Regions from separate parts of the Mus musculus genome. Here region 1 is linked to region 2. A link is a loop called in an ENCODE intact Hi-C map of the cell type or tissue named here. Cell type or tissue: left cerebral cortex. All regions are shown on one strand.

Evidence for each region. Hi-C counts contacts between places; a loop is a spot of excess contacts. Peaks named below come from ENCODE experiments on the same cell type or tissue, not always from the same donor. Only the 100,000 strongest peaks of a DNase experiment are listed, where the experiment ranks them.
Region 1: it touches region 2 in a loop (10-fold over the local background); 7 of 42 quality-filtered maps call a loop at or near these places.

The regions. Positions count from the first base shown.
Region 1 is chr7:44,089,324-44,097,323 of GRCm38, forward strand. It overlaps a transcript of Klk1b21 not described here. Among named protein-coding and RNA genes, the nearest start is that of Klk1b21, 9.0 kb to the right of the region's middle. In left cerebral cortex, no CTCF peak of the experiment used is centred here; a DNase peak (open chromatin) is centred at 4,579.
Region 2 is chr7:44,037,745-44,045,744 of GRCm38, forward strand. It overlaps a transcript of Klk1b21 not described here and the pseudogene Klk1b19-ps. Among named protein-coding and RNA genes, the nearest start is that of Klk1b27, 11 kb to the right of the region's middle. In left cerebral cortex, no CTCF peak of the experiment used is centred here; a DNase peak (open chromatin) is centred at 4,532.

The sequences.
Region 1 (8,000 bases), 52 kb after region 2:
CCACACTGGTTCCTCAGTCTTCCAAGTAATGGGTAGAGCTCCCTCAGTGGCCCCTAGGAAAAACCCAAACCGGCTCAGTCATTCTTCCTCTCAAACGGTATCAGGGATAGCCTACCTTTAAATGGCGACCCAAACCTTTACCAGGCTTATATCCCGAATGCAACATCATTCGCTGGGTTTGGGTGCTATATGGTCCTTCATTGGTCAGTTTAAAACCCATCTTTTTCATCAAACCATGTCCCCATAATGAAATAGGGACGGGCAGCACATAGGGCTGGAAATGCCCTGAATGCCCTTCCTTGTCACACCAACTTAGATGGTGAGAACTCATTTCTGGCATCTGAGCATATCCAAGTCCTCTCAGGGTTTGCTCTGATCGCTGACTTGGCCAACCAGAGGGCCAATCCTTGACGCTGATGATACTGTGATCTGCGCCAGTGTTCAACAGCCCAGAAATAGATTTTCCCTCTATGATAAGCTGCAATAAAGGTCTTTCATCTAAATCTAGGGAGCAAAAATTGGCAGAAGTGCCAGTAGAGCCAAATCTCTTGTCCCCTCTTTCTTCCTCCTTAGCTGGGAACTGTGAATGACAACTAGGTAATAAAAGCAACTGAGCTATGTGATCTCTGGGGGAGATGGCTACTATGCCCATAGGTGAAGAGACCATGATCTTGACTTGTCCTATATAATCTGAATCTATGACTCCAGGATGGACTATCAGGCCCTGCATTGTTACAGAGCTCCTTCTTAAGATCAACCCTACTGTATCTGCTGGTAGAGGGCCTTTGAAATCTGAATCCATCAGCTGGACTCCCATGGGGGGGGGGTTAATAAGAGTAGGGTGGCAGAACTGAGGTTGAGCCCTGCGCTTCCTCTTGTGGCCCTTCTGGGTTGTTGCACTGCATTGGTGGTCTCAAATTAGGCCATCCCTCTGTGACTACCCCATATATTTGAGGGCCCTGAGGTCGGGGCCCCTGTCTCCCATTTTTTGGCCAAGTGCCGCAATCCTCGATTGGCTGCCCATGAATATCCTTCACTGAGCGACACTCATGGACCCAATGATTTCCCTTTTTACATTTTGGACAAAGTCCAGGTACCCGAGGCCGCTGGCCTCCTGTTCCAGTCTGTTGTGAGCATTGTCGCCTTATATGACCAGGTTGCCCGCATTTTAAACGGCCTGTATTCCTAGACCCATTCTTTCCTTGGGAGACCTGCACAACTGCAGCAGCCAGCCCTGCGTTAGTTAACGGGCCTCCTAGCTCTCTACAGATCCTCATCCATATCTCAAGCCCCTTATGTTCATATGGGTTAATGGCTTTTCTACATTCCTTTGTACATTGTTCAAAAATCAGCTGTTTCACTAATGGCATCACCGTATCAGGATCTCCAGACACACCCTCCCTGCCACTTCTACCACTCTGGCCACAAAGTCTGCAAACAGCTCCGTGGGTCCTTGAAGGATTTTTGTTAAATTACCACTAACCTCTCCCTTGTTAGGGAGGGACTTTCAAGCCTTAGTTCCTATTTTATTAATTTGTTCATAAACTTGTATAGGGTAGTTAATCTGTGCAGCGGCGAATCTTTCTTGACCTAATAACATATCCTGATCCCAGGCCGCTTGTCCTGCACTCGCGTTCTGAGTGGCCTGTTCACCTGAATATTCTATAAAGAATGTTTTCCAGTCAAGATAATGTCCAGAGGAAAGACAGGCTCGTGCCAGATTCTGCCAATCGCTAGGAGTTAGACAATAGTGATGCAGAGATTCAAGTTGAGCAATAACGAAAGCAGCACTGACCCTGTAGGCTCATACCCCTTCCGCCAGTCTTTGAATTACCTTCCAATCTAGTGGCTCATGGAATCAAGCTCCTTGAGCATCCTGGAAAACTGGGAAGCAATGAGCACTTAGCTTTCACCATGCTTCAGGATGCAAACTACGCCCTGTGGCACCTTCTGGAACATAACGCAGATGCCGGGAGCCAATGGCTGTACTTTTACTTTCACTTTTTCTAAACTGTCTGCTATGCTTTCCAAGTCATCTTCAGACATGTCCCCTTCGCTAGAATTGCTTTCGGCATCAGACTTCTGTGATCTCTCCTCTCTTACTTGGTTCAACGCCTCATTCCCCTTCTGCAGCTCAGCTCCATATCTTTCCTTGTCCTCTATACAGTTGCGAACTAACTTCCATACCGGTAGAACCATTTTTGTGAGGATTCCCTGTTCCTCTGCAAACTTCAAATCTTTACCTAACTTCTCCCAGCTTAGTCCAGTAAGGTGACCAGAGACTGGGAACCATGGGGCCACCTGATCTACTGCTTCCAGAAAATTTTCTAGGGCTTCCTTTTTTGGCCCAATGCCTTTTACCTTTAGGAGGTCTTTTAAGGCCTGACAAACAGAATGTCCTGATATTGTGTTTCCCATAGTGCTTGGTATAACTTTAATTGTCTCACTCTGAGAACCTCAATAGTTCCTAATCCTGGAACCTAATAGTCTCTAACCGAGAACTTGAATTGTCCCACTTACCTGGGAGCTTTCCAGCCTGCTACCCTGACTGCTGAGAGTTCTGGACTCGTCACATCCCCGTACGGGCCACCACTTGTCGCTACCATCTCCAACCAGGAGAAAAGAAGCGACGAAACTGACGTCCTTCTCAAGGCAGTTTATTCAGGAACTTCACAATGTGCAGGAAAAAGAATGCCCCGACCTCTCTCGGCCTTCCCCCTTTATCACCTCCAGTGCACTCCCCCTCACCCCAGTCCATGTAGGCACAGTTCATTGGCTCAGGACTACATTCATCACATCATCCGATCTTACGTCGTGGTGCATCTGCACAATGCAGCTCAAGGTACATGGCTTTCTTGGGGGATATGAGGAAGTCAGGTGCCAGTCATAAGACTTGGCAGCAGTCCCGGATACCATCTTGGGGCCACATCCACACCCGCTCCTCACATGCTAGTTAGCTGGAGCTAAGAAATTAGCAGTGATTATGAAGAGACCAGCACCGCAGAGGTGAAATCTTTTGGGAAGTGTTTTCTGGGAGCACAAAGAAGCTGTGTTCCAGAGATATCCAAGGTTGTACCTCATGCTGCAGCTGGATTTGGAAAGAATCACCCAGGTGGTACTGGTTTTGAAGGCATGAAGGTGTCATGAAGAACAGCTGAGGCTTGGCACTGTGAGAGGTCATGGAAAGCCATCGGAGAAGGTATAGCCTCAGCTGTAGTTGATGGCCCAGGAATGAAGGGGTCATACAAAGAATTTGAGGCTTGGCAACATGAAGAGAGACTATAAGAGGCTATTTCTGAATCCTAATTGGAGTGGAACACCCCAGTGTATGGGAGATGCCAGTACTATGGGATGATCACCAAGAACAGAAGCTGTAGTGGAGTGGATCAACCTGAGCTTAGAATGCTACAGAGGGCAGAGCTGGAGAAGTGATGCCAGCCCTTAGGGGGAGCCCAAAAGATCAAGTGGAATCCCAGACACTGAAACAAGAAGCTGTAACAATGAAATTGCCTTGGAGACTCAAAGATGTTAAAGATGCCAGAGCCACGGGATACATGCTGAGGAAAGCTACTAACAGGGAGAGTGGAACCAGCCCAGGAGAAAGCAGTTTGTTACAGTCAACAAAGATGAAAAAGGAGTGGAGATCTGAAGACCACTTTGACATCATCCATGGAGATACAGGGTTTGGAATTTGCCCAGCTGGTTTCCTGTCTTTCTTTGGTGATTACAGTTAAGTGATTGGATGAATCTCAGAAGAGACCTTGAACTTTGGATTTTTAACATTGTTGAGAATGCTATAGACTATGAGGACTTTAAAAGTTGGACTAAATGCATTTTGCATTATGCTGTTTAATTATGCCCTTCCCCATAGATTCATGTGTTTGAACAAATCTATGGGGACCAAGGAGTGGAATGTCATGTTTTTTATATTCTTGGACCAGGGAGTAGCACCATTTGAAGATGTGACCTGGTTGGAATAGGTGTGTCACTGTGGATGCGGGCTTAAGACCTCCACCCTAGTTGCCTGGAAGTCAGTCTTCCACTAACAGCCAATGGATGAAGACATAGAACTCTAAGCTCTGCCTGCGCCATGCCTGCCTGGATGTTGCCATGCTCCCACCTTGATGGTAACAAACTGAACCTCTGAATCTGTAAGCCAGCCCCAAATAAGTGTTTTTTTTTAATAAGACTTGCCTTGGTCATACTGTCTGTTCAAAAAAGTATGACCAAGAAAGACATAGAGACACCCCTCTACCTCAGAGCTGCAGAACTGGAAGTCTAGGCACACCTCTGGATAAGAGAAAACTCTGGGGTTGGTGGAGGATCCCCAGTCACCCCTGTCCTTGTCAACACTTACCAATGCCAATGCTGAGGAAACTGAAGAAGAAGTCTATTTTGTTCAGGTGGTGGCAGATGGGTCGAAAGGAGAGGAACATGGTGGGCAGGAGGATGAGGCATAGTGCCAGGACCAGAAATATGAAGTCCTTGCTCATGTGAATGTAAACTGGGAAGGAGAGTCAGAGAGATAACTGCAGTTACCCCATCTCTCTCTCTACCTCACTCTCTTGCTCTCTAGCTCTCTCTCTTATTTCTCTCACACCCTGAGAAGCCCAAAATAAATACTGTAGCAGCTGGGGAGGAGTGCCTTTTCAAGGCTGTGTCTGAGCAGTATAGAGGCACGTAGATCTTAACTCAAAATACAAGGTAAAGGCAGTCCAGAGTTCCTGGTGTTGGGTCTTAGTTGGCAGAATGCTTGCCTAGCTGTGAGCATCCTGCATTTCACCCTGAGCACTGTGCTGAGCTGAGTCTGGCAGCCCTCGCCTGGGATCCCTGCACTTGGGAGGAGGATCAGAAAATTATAGTTGTCCACAGCTACACATTAAGCTGGAGACCAGCCTGGGTCACATGAAATCCTGTCTCAAACAAGGCAGAGGACGGGAATGTGCCTCACTACCTGTCTAGAATCCATGGGACAATAAAGGGCAGAGAATGGTACAGAGGTAGAGCACCTGCCAAGAGTCCTCCAAAGACATTCTTCTGGGGATGTGGCTCAGTGGTAGAGACCCTGTGGTCTGTATGTGTAAGGCTCTGGGATCTGCCTTCAGCAACCCCAACACCCGCCCCTCCCCCCTCCAAAAAAGAGAAGAAAAACATCACCTACACAACATTAACAAAATCACTACCTAGAAATTCTAAAATAACTCTATTGCCACTCATAATGTTACCCACCATCAGTGATGCCCCTACTGTGAGCTCCAACCTACACCCCCAGAGAGACTCCTGGGAGAGTGCCAGTGGCCCTCCCCCACAGTCACCTCTACAACCCAATAGAAGAACCCCCCCCCCCCAGTCTATGTATACACTGACCAGCAAACAGGCCCATGTTGGGACACATATACCCAATACAGTCAATTCAGAGACCTATGAAGCCAGTGTACCGATTTTCAATAGGCCATCTGCACATCCACCATGCTGAACGCCAACAAAGTTGCCAGGAAGATGGAGATGAGGGACCAGCCATGTAGGACCAACTATCCTTCCTTCTCCCAGGAATAGAACAGGTCAGCTGGGAAAGGAGAAGGTTCTGGGGACCTGGATCTTTTCTCTGCTCTCTTGATGCATAAAAACCTTCATCCTCTTTCTCATTTCCTTTTCCCCCTCATCTACAACCTGTTCCCTGTGGAAGCTGTTTGAGCCTCATCTCCAGTACCACTTTAACTCTACCCATTCTCATACACTGTCCTCTTTTGATGCAGTACACCTATCTTAAACTCCAGCATGATCATGTATGCTTGACAACATACATAAGTGGTCAACTGCATGAATGAACTCACAAGTGCATGCTTCCTCTCTTGTCCTTTAGAGCAAAGAAGACTGGAGTTTTCAGAAGAACAGGGATACAGAGGCCGAGAGGTAGTGAACAATTGATTGCCAGCTCCTCACTTACCCTGGATTAGGGCTAGCCTGGCCATCATGGAGCTTACAGGGCACACATGAATACACGCAGGTCAAATATGCTAACTGCCATGAGAGCTGAAATAGTCTAGATGCTCAACAAGAGGGAATGGGTCCTGTCATGGGCCTGCCTCCAAGAGAACCCTGAGACTCTCCAATATCCAGATCATTTGCCTACCTCTAGAGGAAGCAGAGCCTGTCTGTCACAGACACCCAGAATTTCCTTCTCTCACTGCTTATCCCATCTCAAACTCCATTCTTAGGGAGCCCCACCCCTCTTAGATGTCATCTCCACCACAAACCCTAAAATGAGCCCACGCCCTAGCCTTTACCCTGCTCCTTTTACCTAGAAATTCCTCAATCTCTTCATCACAGCTGCCACTTCATGCCCAATCCAAGAACCCCCAAATCCACCCCAAGCTCCCTTTCCTGGGTTCATGTATTCATTCAAATCTAGTTTTCTGACACCTCACATTCCAGAATTCCCAAAACTCAGCCAAGACCGTGACGTCTTCTTAAACCTTGGAGACTCTAAATTCCATATCAGAGGATATCATTCTCATTGGATTAAGAATATACTGGAGTTCATTCTCTCTCTCTCTCTCTCTCTCTCTCTCTCTCTCTCTCTCTCATTCTCTCTCTTGCTTCCCCACCACTCTTTAACCCAAAACTATAAAGTGACCTGACACTATACCCGATTCCTGATTCAAGAGTTATTTCTGTCCCCACAGCATAGATCTCCCTATCCAGGACCAGCCATATAATGGTCCCTACTCCAGATCTCCTGGACATGTCCTGTGATTGCAGCCCAGCTTAACTGTGTCCCCCAATGGTACACCTCCCTACATGTGCCAAATCTCCCCTCTCCAATTGCCCCTGTTGCAGATGCTACACCTCCCATCCAGTCTTGTGTGGTTGGCAGATTTAACTGTGAGAAGAATTCCCAACCCTGGCGGATGGCTGTGTATCACAACAATGAACACAGATGAGAGGATGTCCTGTTGGACCCCAACTGGTTTCTCACAGCTGCCCACTCCTATGAAGAGTGAGTAAGGGTGGAGACAGGAAAGCAGGGTGGCAGCCAGAGATCATGACTCCAGGCCAGATTGGGATACTGAAGGGCAGTGGGGTTGGACTGGCTGAAAGTCTATCCATGACCTCCTGGGTCTCTCTTTCCTCCTGCATCTTGGTTTGTGTTCAGAGTCCTGTTTCTTTGTTTTCTGCCTTATTGTCTGTCTGTCTCCTGTCTGTATTCAAGTCTGAATGTCTCCGTGGTCATCTGTCACTGTGTGTCTCTGCCTTGGGACACTAGGCACACCTTTCTGGTTCTGGGTCTCATGTGTTCTCTTATATCACTATAGACCATAGTGGGGAAAAGACCTAAAGGGCCCCTGAGGATAGAGAGTGCTGTCCCTGAGGGTAGGCTGTGAGAGATGTCCTCACTCTCCTCAGAGCAGCTCTGCCTTTAGGACCTTCTGTCCACTCTGAGGACACACAGAGAAGGGCTGGTCAGAACTGGAGCTGGGTGAGGTAACTGAGTACAGAGAGAGCTGGATGATGAGGGATGAGTTGAGAGAGTTCTGACCTTGGGCTGCAGGCCAGGCCTTACCTGCTGGGGAAGTTCACCTGAAAAGCTCTCAGGTCTGTCCGGACTCCCTGCCCCCAATTCCCTTGTCTTCTGTTCCTTCTATGTCCCTCCTGCCTCTCTGACTCAATATGTATGTATGTATGTATGTATGTATGTATGTATGTATGTATGTATGTGTTTGTGTATGTATGTGCCTTTCTGTTTCTGTTTGTTTTTCTGTATTTATTTCTAGGTTGTGTGTGTGTGTCTGTGTGTGTGTGTGTGTAGGTGTGTGTGTGTGTGTTTGTATATGTATGTGCCTTTTTGTCTCTCTATTTGTTTTTCTGTATCTGTTTCTTTGAGAGAGAGAGAGAGAGAGAGAGAGAGAGAGAGAGAGAGAGAGAGAGAGAGAGTGTATGTGTATGTATGTACGTATGTATGTGCCTTTCTATCTCTCTGTTTTTCTGTATCTGTTTCT
Region 2 (8,000 bases):
TAGTCTCCCAACCAAAAAATGCCCAGGACCAGATGGGTTTAGTGCAGAGTTCTATCAGACCTTTAAAGAAGACCTAATTCCAACTATCCTCAAACTATTCCACAAAATAGAAACAGAAGGTTTACTACCCATGTCATTCTATGAAGCCACAATTACTCTGATACCTAAACCACACAAAGATCCAACAAAGAAAGAGAACTTAAGACCACTTTCCCTTATGAATATGGATGCAAAAATACTCAATAAAATCCTTGCAAACAGGATCCAAGAACACATCAAAACGATCATCCATCATGACCAAGTAGGCTTCATCCCAGGGATGCAGGGATGGTTTAATATATGGAAATCCATCAACGTAATCCACTATATAAACAAACTCAAAATCAAAAACAACATGATTATCTCATTAGATGCTGAGAAAGCATTTCACAAAATCCAACACCCCTTCATGATAAAAGTAATGGAAAGATCAGGAATTCAAGGCCCATATATAAACATAATAAAAGCAATCTGTAGCAAACCAGTAGCCAACAACAAACTAAATGGATAGAAACTTGAAGCAATCCCACTAAAATCAGGAACTAGACAAGGCTGCCCACTTTCTCCCTACCTATTCAATACAATACTTGAAGTCCTAGCCATAGCAATTCGAAAACAAAAGAAGATCAAGGGGATACAAATTGGAAAGGAAGAAGTCAAAATATCACTATTTGCAGATGATATGATAGTATATATAAGTGACCCTAAAAGTTCCACCAGAGAACTCCTAAACCTGATAAACAGCTTAAGTGCAGTAGCTGGATATAAAATGAACTCAAATAAATCAATGGCCTTTCTCTACACAAAGGATAAATGGACTGAGAAAGAAATTAGGGAAACAAAACTACCCTTCACAATAGTCACAAATAATACAAAATACCTCGGTGTGACTCTTACTAAGGAAGTAAAAGATCTCTGAACTTCAAGTCTCTGAAGAAAGAAATTGAAGAGGATCTCAGAAGATAGAAAGAACTCCCAAGCTCATGGATTGGCAGGATTAATATAGTCAAAATGTCTATCCTGCCAAAAGATATCTACAGATTCAATGCAATCCCCATCAAAATTCCAACTCAGTTCTTCACTGAGTTAGAAAGGGCAATTTGCAAATTCATCTGGAATAACAAAAAACCTAGGATGGCAAAAACTATTCTCAACAATAAAACAACCTCTGGTGGAATCACCATGCCTGACCTACAAAGCAATTGTGATAAAAACTGCATGGTACTGGTACAGTGACAGACAGGTAGATCAATGGAATAGAATTGAAGACCCAAAAATGAATCCACACACCTATGGTCACTTGTTCTTTGACAAGGGAGCTAAAACCATCCAGTGGAAAAAAAGACAGCATTTTCAACAAATGGTGCTGGCACAACTGGCAGTTATCATGTAGAAGAATGCGAATTGATCCATTATCTCCTCGTCCAAAGCTCAAGTCTAAGTGGATCAAAGAACTCCACATAAAACCAGAGACACTGAAACTTATAGAGGAGATAGTGGGGGAAAGCCTCAAAGATATGGGCACAGGGGAAAAAATTTCTAAACAGAACAGCAATGGTTTGTGCTGTAAAATCAAGAATTGACAAATAGGACCTCATAAAATTGCAAAGCTTCTATAAGGCAAAAGACACTGTCAATAAGACAAAAAGGCCACCAACAGATTGGGAAAGGATTTTTTCCAATCCTAAATCTGATACGGGACTAATATCCCATATATACAAAGAGCACAAGAAGCTGGACTCCAGAAATTCAAATAACCCCATTTAAAAATAGGGTACAGAGCTAATCAAAGAATTCTCAAGTGGGGAATACCAAAGGGCTGAAAAGCACTTGAAAAAATGTTCAACATCCTTAACCATCAGGGAAATGCAAATCAAAACAACCCTGAGATTCCACCTCACACCACTCAGAATGGGTAAGATAAAAAATTCAGGTGACAGCAGATGCTGGCGAGGATGTGGAGAAAGAGGAACACTCCTCCATTGCTGGTGGAATTGTAAGCTTGTACAACCACTCTGGAAATCGGACTGGCTGTTCCTCAGAAAATTGGACATAGTACTAGAAGATCCAGCAATACCTCTCCTGGGCATATACCCAGAAGATGTTCCAACTGGTAATAAGAACACATGCTCCACTATGTTCATAGCAGCCTTATTTATAATCCCAGAAGCTGGAAAGAACCCAGATGTCCCTCAACAGAGGAATGAATACAGAAAATGTACATTTACACAATGGAGTACTACTCAGCTATTAAAAACAATGAATTTATGAAATTCTTGGACAAATTGATGGATCTGGAGGATATCATCCTGAGTGAGGTAACCCAATCACAAAAGAAGTCACTTGCTATGCACTCACTGATAAGTGTATATTAGCCCAGAAACTTAGAATGCCCAAGATACAATTTGCAAAACACATGAAAAGTTTAAAGTTTGTCCAGTTGGTTTCCTGTCTTTCTTGGGGATTAAAGTTAAGTGATTGGATGAATCTCAGAAGAGACCTTGAACTTTAGATTTTTAAGGTTATTGAGACTGCTGTAGACTATGAGGACTTTAAAAGTTGGACTAAATGCATTTTGCATTATGCTATGTTTAAGTATGACCTCCCCATAGATTCATGTGTTTGAACAAGTGTATGGGGACCAGGGAGTGGAATGTCATGGTTTGTATATTCTTGGACGAGAGAGCGGCACCATTTGGAGATTTGACCTGGTTGGAATAGGTGTGTCACAGTGGGTGTGGGCTTAAGACCCTCACCCTAGTTGCCTGGAAGTCAGTTTTCCACTAACAGCCAATGGATGAAGACATAGAACTCTCAGCCCCTCCTGCACCATGCCAGCCTGGATGTTGCCATGTTTCCACCTCGATGGTAATGGACTGAACCTCTGAACCTGTAAGCCAGCCCCAAATAAATGTTGTTTTTTATAAGACTTGTCATGGTGTCTGTTCACAGCAGTAAAACCCTAACTAATATACCACATGAGTCTCCTATGGCAAGAAAAATGTTCTGATCATAGAGTTAAAGGTAAGAGACATCAGAATGATTGACTCCAGCTAGGCCTGACCCTATACTAGAAGCAGAAGAGATGATAAACAGTCAGACACTGTGAATTCAGGCTGCCTAACTGGGTTTCTTGAGTTGGGCTGGGATGTTATATTAATAAAGCCTTAACTCGCTGGAGAAGAGTCTGTCCACAGAAGGGCAATGGACTGCCCCAAAGGCTAGGCTGCAGTGTCTCAACCAGGGGACACTGGATGGGATTTCTTTGGTAGGGCTGGACCAAAGGATGAAGAGTGACTTAGAATCATGTCCTGTGGGGCAGAGAATCACCCATCTTGGGAAAAGGGCCACACTGTTCATGCTGCTTGTGTCCAAACCAGTGTTTGCTCAGAGGGACAGAGGAGCATCTGAGAGGATTGGAAGATTCCAGAGGAGAGTCCCGGCCAATATTCAGTCAGAAAGGAGTGGGCCCTAGCGAGTAGTTCTGGGCTTGCCACCCGTGTCCCAAGGGTACTACCTGCTCTCAGGGGAAGTATGGGACCGAAATGGAGGTCTGATGGAAACTGAGCCACAGGGTGGAGGTATCTGGCCATGGGGACTCATCAGTGTCCTGAGAAGTTGACAAGTCCCTCTGTTGGAGAGCCCCGTGGTAGTTCACAAAATTGTTTACATCAGAAAACTTCTGGGTGGGCTCCAAGTTCCTGTTCAAAATGGACTGTTGCGCAACTGCAATGAGTGGTGTCAGGAGTCCCAATGGAAGTAGCTGAGCCCCCACTCCATGAAAGGTGTACTGCAGCTGCTAATCCCCACTTGGTTGAGGAAAGGCAAAGTCCCCGTGGGTACTAGACACAGAGTCCCACCCCAAGCCTCAGTTTGATCTTGGAGGTTGACCCCCTTTTCTCGGCTCCATCCCTGCCCTGCCCAGACACCGCCTTTCCATCTGAGGCCCTGCCCTTCAATCAGAGGTCATGCCCACACCATCCTACAGCATCAAGACCATGGCACACCAGCACAGGTAAAAGGCCAGCTTGTAGGATACCTGTGACCTCAGGCCCAGCCTATTGCAGTTAACTACAAAGAGAGTCAGGCTGAGAAGAATCAGGAGCCGTGCACTGGAGTGGGACCAGAGAAGGACAGAAGGCTAGACAGGGAACACCACAACCCCCAAAACGAGAGAGACAGAAACAAACTCCCTGACTTGCCACAAGTAGATACACACACACTCACACTCACACACACACACATACACTCACACACAGGACAAATGGGTACATACTCAGAGGGGAATATAAACTAGGAGACAAGGCATCAGTCACAATAGTGGGCAAAAGCTTTTAATTCCAGGTACTTATGATGCTGAGGCAATTCAAAGACAGCATGGACTAAAGAGTGAGACCACAGCCAGCCCAAGAAAGATATAGAGACACCCCTCTACCTCAGAGCTGCAGAATTGGAAATCTAGGCACACCTCTGGATAAGAGAAATCTCGGGGTTGGTGGAGGATCCGAGTTACCCCTGTCCTTGCCAATACTTACCAATGCCAATGCTGAGGAAACTGAAGATGAAGTCTATTTTGTTTAGCTGGTGGCAGACGGGTAGAAAGGAGAGGAATATGGTGGGCAGGAGGACGAGGCATAGTGCCAGGACCAGAAATATGAAGCCTTTGCTCATATGAATGTAACCTGGGAAGGAGAGTCAGAGATATAACTGCAGTTACCCCCATCTCTCTCTCTACCTCACTCTCTCACTCTCTTGCTCTCTCTCTTCTTTCTCTCACACCCTGAGAAACCCAAAATAAGTAATGTAGCAATTGGGGAGGAGTGCCTTTTCAAGGCTGTGCCTGAGCAGTATATAGACACATGGATCTTATCTCAAAATACAAGCTACAGGCAGTCCAGAGGTCCTGGTGTTGGGTCTTAGTTATCAGAATGCTTGCCTAGCTGTGAGCATCCTGCATTTCACCCTGAGCACTGTGCTGAACTGAATCTGGAAGCCCATGCCTAGGATCCCTGCACTTGGGAGGAGGATCAGAAAATCATGGTTGTCCAAATCTACACATTGAGCTGGAGGCCAGCCTGGGCTACATGAGACCCTGTCTCAAACAAGGCAGAGGAAGGGAATGTACCTCACTACCTGTCTAGAATCCATGGGACAATAAAGGGCAGGGCATGGTACAGAGGTAGAGCACCTGCCTAGAGTCCTCCAATGACATTCTTCTGGGGATGTGTCTCAGTGGTAGAGACCCTGTGGCCTGTGTGTGAAAGGCTCTGGGATCTGCCTTCAGCAACCCCAACACCCGCCCCCGCCCCCACCCCCAGCCCCCCAAAAAGAGAAGAAAAACATCACCTTCACAACATTAATAAAATCACTACCTAGAAATTCTAAACTAACTCTATTGCCACTCATAAAGTTACCCACCATCAGTGATGCCCTTACTGTGAACCTAACCTACACCCCCAGAGAGACTTCTGTGAGAATGCCAGTGGCCCTCCCCCACAGTCACCTCTACAACCCAATAGAAGAACCCCCCATTCTATGTATACACTAACCAGTAAACAGGCCCATGTTGGGACACGTATACCCAATACAGTCAATCCAGAGGCCAATGAAACCAGTGTACTAATTTTCAATAGGCCATCTGCACATCCACCATGCTGAACACCAACAAAGTTGCCAGGAAGATGGAGATGAGGGACCAGACATGTAGGACCAACTATCCTTCCTCCTCCCAGGAATAGAACAGGTCAACCCCTGAGTCAGAGGCTTGCCTAGATGCCACACTAGAGCCTTAGGCTGTCCAGCATCTGCCAGCCTCCAGCTGTATTTTCCATATCCAGACAACTGGTCCCCCATCTTCCCAAGTCACACAGTTTCTACCAAAACTTTCTCTTCTTAAATTGGCTTGTAAGCTCAGATGGGTTACCCCTCCCTTTCTGGTGTGGGGAGAATGCCTGTGTCACTTCTCGCTGGCTTTTTGGTTTACTCTCATTTTTGGAGAAAGGGTCAGTTGGCAGACACTAGACTTGGACAAGAAGTATCTTTATCAGTCACTCCAACATTGGCAGCATCTCTCACTGAATGGAGACTTCCTATTTAGGCTAACATGAATGTCCAGCAAACCTCAAGGGAATCCTCCTGTTTCCACCTCCCCAGCTCTGGGGTTATCATCACATAGCATCACACCTGACGTTTTCCCTGTGTTCTGGAGGGTTCAGCTCAGGTCCTAATGCTTGCATGGCCAATCCTGTAGGAACCAAGCCATCTCCTGCCCATCTCTTGGAAATAAGTTCTGAGTTAGTGTCTCATGATATAGCCCAGGCTTGTCTTCATCCATGGCAATCCCTCTGCCGCAGCCTGCTGTGTTACAGAGAAGTGTGTCTATCTATGCATGGCTTGCCAAGATTTCCTGTTTCCAATGCTGTGCCTTGTCCTGCTCTTCCCCCTCATCCCTCCCTCCCTGAGCCTGAGGCTCCTGTCTCCTCTCTCCAGAGCCCCATTGCACAGCTCTAGTACCCACTCTGGCATGAAACACCAAAAGTCCCCAATGCCTAACCCTAGTACCTCACATAAGTGTGTCTTCATCTCTGCTTCACAGTGGCCTAACTTGCTCCAACTATGTTTCCACTCCTGTCTTGGGGCTTCCTCCAAGAGAACCCTGAGCCTCTCCAATACCCAGATCACTTGACTACCTCCACAGTAAGCAGTGCCTTTCTGTCACAGACACCCAGAATTTCCTTCTTTCACTGCTTGTCCCATCTCAAACTTCTTTCTTAGGGAGCCCCACCCCTCTTAGATGTCATCTCTACCACAGATCCTAAAATGAGCCCACGCCCTGGCCTTGACCCTGCTGCCCCTTTGCTCTGGACACCCTCATTCTCTCCATCCCAGCTGCCACTTCATGCCCAATCCAAGAAACCCAAAATCAACCCCAAGCACCCTTTCCTGGATTCATTTTTTCATTGAAATCCAGTTTTCTGACACCTCACCTTCCAGAATTCCCAAAACCCAGCCAAGGCTGTGACTTCTTCTTAAACCTTGGAAATTCTAAATTCCATATCAGAGGATATCATTCTCATTGGACTAAGAATAAACTGGAATTCTCTCTCTCTCTCTCTCTCTCTCTCTCTCTCTCTCTCTCTCTCTCTCTCTCTCTCTCTCTCCTAGCCACCCCTTAACCCAAAACTATAAAGTGACCTTACATTATACCCAATTCCTGATTCAAGAGTTCTTTCTGTCCCCACAGCATCGATCTCCCTATCCAGGACCAGCCATATACTGGTCCCTACTCCAGATTTCCTGGCCATGTCCCCAGATCCCAGCCCTGCTTAGCTGTGTCCCCCAATGGTACACCTTCCTATATGTGCCAACTCTCCCCTCCCTCATTGCTCCTGTTGCAGATGCTGCACCTCCTGTCCAGTCTCGAATAGTTAGAGGATTTAAATGTGAGAAGAATTCCCAACCCTGGCATGTGGCTGTGTAACACTACAATGAACACATATGCGGGGGAGTCCTGTTGGACCCCAACTGGGTTCTCACAGCTGCCACTGCTATGAACAGTGAGTAAGCTTGGAGACAGAAAAGCAGATTGGCAGCCAGAGATCATGACACCAGGCCAGGCTGGGGTACTGAAGGGCAGTGGGGTGGGACTTGACATCCATGACTTCTTGGGTGTCTCTTTCCTCCTGAATCTTGATTTGTGTTCAGAGTCCTGTTTCTATCTTTTCTGTCTTTTTTTTTCACTTTTCCTTTCCTGTTTATTTTTCTTTTTCTTTCTTTTTTTAATTTTTAATATTTTTTATTACGTATTTTCCTCAATTACATTTCCAATGCTATCCCAAAAGTACCCCATCCCCCCCCCACTTCCCTACACACCCATTCCCGTTTTTTTTTTTTTTGGCCCTGGCATTCCCTTGTACTGGGGCATATAAAGTTTGTGTGTCCAATGGGCCTCTCTTTCCAGT